Regions from separate parts of the Homo sapiens genome. Here region 2 is linked to region 1. The links are chromatin loops, found by intact Hi-C in ENCODE. Cell type or tissue: endothelial cell of umbilical vein. All regions are shown on one strand. Each heading gives the region's core, and the rest is flanking DNA. Links, peaks and the distances in the headings are about the cores only. Region 1 overlaps LINC01582 (long intergenic non-protein coding RNA 1582). Region 2 overlaps LOC105371009 (a long non-coding RNA gene).

The links. Hi-C counts contacts between places; a loop is a spot of excess contacts. Peaks named below come from ENCODE experiments on the same cell type or tissue, not always from the same donor. Only the 100,000 strongest peaks of a DNase experiment are listed, where the experiment ranks them.
Region 2: a loop joins it to region 1, with 7 times the contacts of the local background. A loop is called at or near these places in 16 of 110 quality-filtered maps.

What each region holds. Positions count from the first base shown.
Region 1 is chr15:98,084,162-98,086,965 of GRCh38, reverse strand. It overlaps LINC01582 (long intergenic non-protein coding RNA 1582), which reads left to right. Exons shown (of 4, transcript NR_120325.1): 2 at 1,192-1,344. Among named protein-coding and RNA genes, the nearest start is that of LINC01582, 3.2 kb to the left of the region's middle. In endothelial cell of umbilical vein, for the core only: a CTCF peak has its summit at 1,732 (motif pointing right); a DNase peak (open chromatin) is centred at 1,755.
Region 2 is chr15:97,992,106-97,994,909 of GRCh38, reverse strand. The region is part of intron 2 of LOC105371009 (a long non-coding RNA gene); the gene reads left to right. Among named protein-coding and RNA genes, the nearest start is that of LINC02251, 9.5 kb to the left of the region's middle. In endothelial cell of umbilical vein, for the core only: no CTCF peak of the experiment used is centred there; a DNase peak (open chromatin) is centred at 1,299; H3K27ac peaks cover 851 bases.

The DNA.
Region 1 (2,804 bases), core at 285-2,784:
TAATCTTTGCCAACTTTCTCCTTGTTTCTGTGGAGAACAGAAGTTTTGTTAGTCTTTATTTCCATCATTTATGCTGACTTCACTCCTTGATTTTTAAAAAATTAATGATCTAAATAATAGTCATATCTCTCTGTATGAAGAACAGAGTGCTCTGGAATATGATTTTTGGGGGGGTTCACATCCTGGCTTTGCTACTTACGGGTTTGTGGCCTTTGGCAAGTTACTTGTCTGTGTATCAGCTTTCTTTTATGAACTGGGCATATTAATAGTACTCATCTCATAGGTTGGTTGTGACTATATAAAATGAGTTAATATGTGGAGAGTTCCTATAAGGATGCTTAGTACAGAATAAACATTTGGTGAATCTTACCTGTTAAAACAGCTACTCTAAATTTTCACTACAATTCCACACAGTTGATAGGCCGCCGCCTTCTTCCTCCTCCTCCTCTTCCTCCTCCTCTTCCTCCCCTTCCCTTCCCCTCCCCTTTCCCTCTTCCTCCTCCTCCCTTTTCCTCTCCCTCTCCTTCTACTTCTTCTTCTGCTCCTCTTCCTCTTCCTCTCCTTCTTCCTCCTCTTCCTCTTCTTCAACCGAGCTACCCAGGCTGTAGTGCAGTGGCGCTATCTTGGCTCACTGCAACCTCCACCTCCTGGGTTCAAGCAGTTCTCCTGCCTCAGCTTCCTGACTAGCTGGGACTACAGGCACGCACCACCACGCCTGGCTAATTATTTTTTTTTTTTTGTATTTTTAGTAGAGATGGAGTTTCACCTTGTTGACCAGGCTGGTTTCAAACTCCTGACCTCAAGTGATCTGCCCACTTAAGCCTCTCAAATTGCTAAGATTACAGGCGTGAGCCACTGCGCCTGGCCCTGATAGGCCAACTTCTAAACTGAGATTGATAGAATTATTTACTGAAGTCACAGAGGTAGTGAGTAATTGATTCAAGCAACCTTGAAGAGTTGCTGCATGAATTAGAGATAATGTGTAAAATTTTAAGCTCATACTTAGATGCTGCTCATTCAATGGGAACCAGTCCTACAAATTATGGCTCTAGTATTTTCTCCATAGTGGGTGAACAGTACATAGTTCCTTGACTGTTTAATTTTTTTAGATGAGTATATGTATTTATATTTAAATGTATCTTGCAGTTGCATGAGGGTTTTGCTGAAACTTTTCTTCTGTTCAATATCCAGGTTTTGGCAGAGTTCAAAGACTGGGAAGCAAAGTTCAGCCATGTTGGGCCTTTGGGCTCATAGATGAGCAAGGGTACCCCAATATGAGGGCTCAGCAAATTCTGGAACTTATCAGTTCTGAAGACCTTTAGAGGAGAAGGAGACAAGTAAAAGGTATTTCAAAGCACAGTGAATGGGATAAAAGCAGGGATCAGGAGTAGCTAAAAATGGAACAGGTGGCTTACATAAATACCAGCTGTGCATTATGGTCGATTTTATTGCCAGTTTGTAATGTTGTCCATGGCTATTTTACAACAGTTTTCTTTATTCCTGACATTGTTGTAAATCTTGCTGTAAAATTGCTCTAATGCAGCAGAAAGGCTATGAAATGAAATGGGAACTCCAAGGATCAGTTGATTGTAGTGGAATGGAAGGGAGGCTGAGGATGCCTAGAGAGAAAATAAAGGAAAGCTGGGGGAAAAAATTAGTGGGTCAAATATCTCATTATGTATGAGAATTTGTCCTCTTAAGTCAGTTTAATTGTGAGCAAGAGCAGATAGCACTTTTAGGATGAATCCACCAGGTGGCACCATCGAAAACATTTCTTAGAAGGCCTCTTTGTCTAGATTCTTAGAAGAAGTTAGTAAACCTGTGATTTTTAGAGGTGGAAACAATACTTCTCATTTTTGGAGGGGGAATGCATGGTGTGTATTATATTATCTTCTGTACTTTTTGTATTTGTGTGTATATATTACAGTTCTAAACACTGAATAGACCCCTTTCTCAAGAGATACAATGTCAACTTGGGAACTTGGGTCAATTTTGTAGGGCAGATTTGAGCCAAGCATCCCAGATTTAGGGATATATATATACACACACACGCACATATATGTATACATATATATGTATATATGTGTGTGTGTGTGTATGTATATATATACATATATATATATATATATATATATTTTTTTTTTTTTTTTTTTTTTTTGAGATGGAGTTTCGCTCTTGTTGCCCAGGCTGGAGTGCAATGGCGTGATCTCGGCTCACTGCAATGTCTGCTTCCCAGGTTCAAGTGATTCTCCTGTCTCGGCCTCTCGAGTAGCTGGGATTATAGGCGTGCGCTGCCAAGCCCAACTAATTTTTATTTTTAGTAGAGATGGGGTTTCTGCATGTTGATGAGGCTGGTCTTGAACTCCTGACTTCAGGTGATCCACCCACCTCAGCCTCCCAAAGTGCTGGGATTACAGGTGTGAGCCACTGTGCCCGGCCAGGGATATATTTTTATACCTTTTGGTTAATATTAATATACTTTGGGTTTTCTTCTCCTTTCTTAGCCTGGGAATATCTAAGCCTTTATCCTTTTAATTTTCCTTTTTATCATCTCTGCCCGAGAGGTGAAGAGGAGTACTAAGTAGCCCTCTCTACTTCTCCTCCCAGCAGCTGGCCGCTGGCTCTGCCTCTACCTGGTCCCTTCCAGGATGTACTTCCGAAGTGGTGGAAGTAGGGAAGGCTCTTGAAGGGAGATACCCATGATTCTTAAAATTATGCACCAAGACACAGCACAGAATCAGAATCCGAGAAAGTTGGATTTCTGGCCCATTCTGCCTCTTTCTTTTTAGCTCACTACTTAATTC
Region 2 (2,804 bases), core at 285-2,784, 92 kb after region 1:
ACCCCCAACAATGTCATCAAGTCATAAATCTCCTTGGTTTGAAATATTGGATTAAAATATGATTAAACAATATGTCTCAATGGAAAGTTAAGATATGTGTGCATTCTCTATCCTCAAACAATCCTGGAATGCCCCCCCCCCCACTTTATGATTTTTTATGATTTGCCTATCAGAAATCTATGCTAAAACTCTTAAAGAGTTTAGTTCTTAGATTTGTAAGAGTAAGAGCATGTAAGAAATTATTCTTTGACAGTTCTCATTGCTAGCAACAAAGTTTTTAGGTTCCAAAGAGGTATTTACTTAGAAACTAAATAGTGTGAACCATTAGCGCAGAAGATGGTGCAGTAGAACAAATGGGGATGAGGTATGAGGAGAGCCAAATGCTAATCCTGGTGTGTCACTGATGTGACTTGGACACTGCCACCCCTCTGGACCTCTGCTTCCTCTTAGGGAAGAAGTGCTCTGTGGGGGTTCTCTGAGGTTACTCCTACAGTTCATGTTCTATGAGCCTGGAAAGAGCAAAAATGTCTCATATATACTACGTAATGTTGTCTAAGTGGTACATAGCAGATTTTTTTTTTTTTTTCTGAGACAGAGTCTTGCTCTGTTGCTCAGGCTGGAGTGCAGTGGTGCAATCTCAGCTCACTGCAACCTCTGCCTCCCGGGTTCAAGCAATTCTCCTGCCTCAGCTTCCCAAGTAGCTGGGATTACAGGTGTGCACCACCACACCCAGATAAGTTTTGTATTTTTAGGAGAGACGGGGTTTTGCCCTGTTGGCCAGGCTGCTTTTGAACTCCTGGCCTCTAGTGATCTGCCAGCCTTGGCCTTCCAAAGTGCTGGGATTATAGGTGTGAGCCACTGCACCCGGCCTAAGTGGCACATCTTTACCAGACAATCCATTAAATTTGAAAAATTCCATAATAAATAAGTGACATTTGTCAAAAGCATATAATGTGTCAAGCACTAGGTTATCAGCCTTTCCACACAAACTCTTTCCTTTAAATTTCATGGCAACCCAATGATAAAAGTGGCATTATAGTCCCTCTTTTTTTTTTTCTTAAGTACATGTGGAAACTGAGGTGTAGTAAATTGTTATGACTCACTAAAAGTGACAAAGCTGGAAACTGACAGAAATAAGCCCAGGGGTTGGACTGCAGCTGCAGAGTCCCACATAAGGGAAGCTCTTTCAGGAGCAGTTTGCCTGATTCTCTGAATGGTGTCCTCCAGCCCCTGGAGGAAGGAACTGAGATCATATCTCTCTCCTTCGCCAGCTTTCACATACAGAAGCAGCTTCATGGACCCATCCAACAGGAAGGGATTTCTTACAGGCAAGCCAAGAAGTTATCTTGCAGCTGACTTTCAGTTATGCATAACTACCACCCATCTGGGACCCGATGATAGGGCAAAGGAGCTCGGATGTCACCCAATAATGGCCCAGTGACTCATCTAATTGCCTGCTTGTCAATGCCATGGTACTACAACATTCTGGTGGCCTGACTTAGTTGACTATTCATATCTCAAAGGACATGCCTCTGAGATGCAATGTGAGGTATTTTGAAAGATTAGATATTGCTGGATTGAGTCACATGTGGGAAAGAGAGAAGAGGGCTCATTGGATTCCTCTCCGGTAGCAAATGATTTGGTGAGAGTGAAGCCCTGAGAAGAGATTGTCTGGGAGGATTGACCAAAAGCCTCAAAACAAAGGAATGACTTTCACAGATTGACTAAGGATACAATCATTAAAATCATTCATTCAGTCACCATTTTCTGAGCTCACTGTTAGGCAGGCAAAGATACATAAGAGAAGTTGCTTACTTTTATGATCAAGTTGGAGACAGCAGTTATCAGAACACTCTCAGTATTTCTGGGAAATTCTGCAAGTTATGTCACATGGAGTACCTCTTTCTTTGAGCTTAAATCACCCTATCTCCCACTCTGGTTACATAACCACTCGGAACTGCAGTTTCATCTTCTTAAATTGGGAATAATCAGTTCTAACTCATTTTTAAGGGAGATTCTTAATGTGAAAGTAATTTTCAGATGATTTAAGGTGAAGGGATATAAATACATTGGGAATATTTTGGAAATCCATGAAGAGATTTACTTCCTTCTTTCGTATTCTGAGATCTTACTTTGCAGTCTTACAGGCATGCACGTGCTTTTTTTTTTTTTTAATTATCCCCTGCTTTTGTTCTTAAAATGAGATGTACTCCATTTTTATAGATTTCTCAAGGTTGCAAAGCTCCAGAATTCCTAGGTCAGCTGTGACTATTGGATAATATCAAACCAAAGCATTGAGGGTTCCTTTAAAAACCAAAAAGGCTGTTTCAGGGCTAAGACAATGAGGATTTCTGATATCTTTATAGGTGCAAGAAGCAGGCAAGGGAGCCTTGGAATTATTGACAAGAGCCTTTGTAAACACCTTCCAACCAGTTTTCCTCACAGTTGCCACAAAAGGAACAGGCTTGTGAGAGGGCCACAAAGGAGATTAGGGTTCCTGACAAGCTCTGAATGGCCTTCCCTGTATTACCAAGGGCTGACTTTGTTCCTGGTGGTGCCAACAGTGGGCATGAAGCCAGCCCTTCTGTTTATGAGCAGCTCAAGGTCAGGTGGGCTTGGGCTATCTGACTTTTCATTAGGTCAGTAAATATGTATATGAGGAAAGTGGCTGTGGGTCAACTGAACTGCTTGCTCCAGAGCTATTGACCTCTTGCCCAGCCTCCCAGCTTCCTGAATCCGTGAGAACATTCAGTGAATCAATGAGGACATCCACAACCTCATTGAGTTCTCCTTTGCCCTTCCCG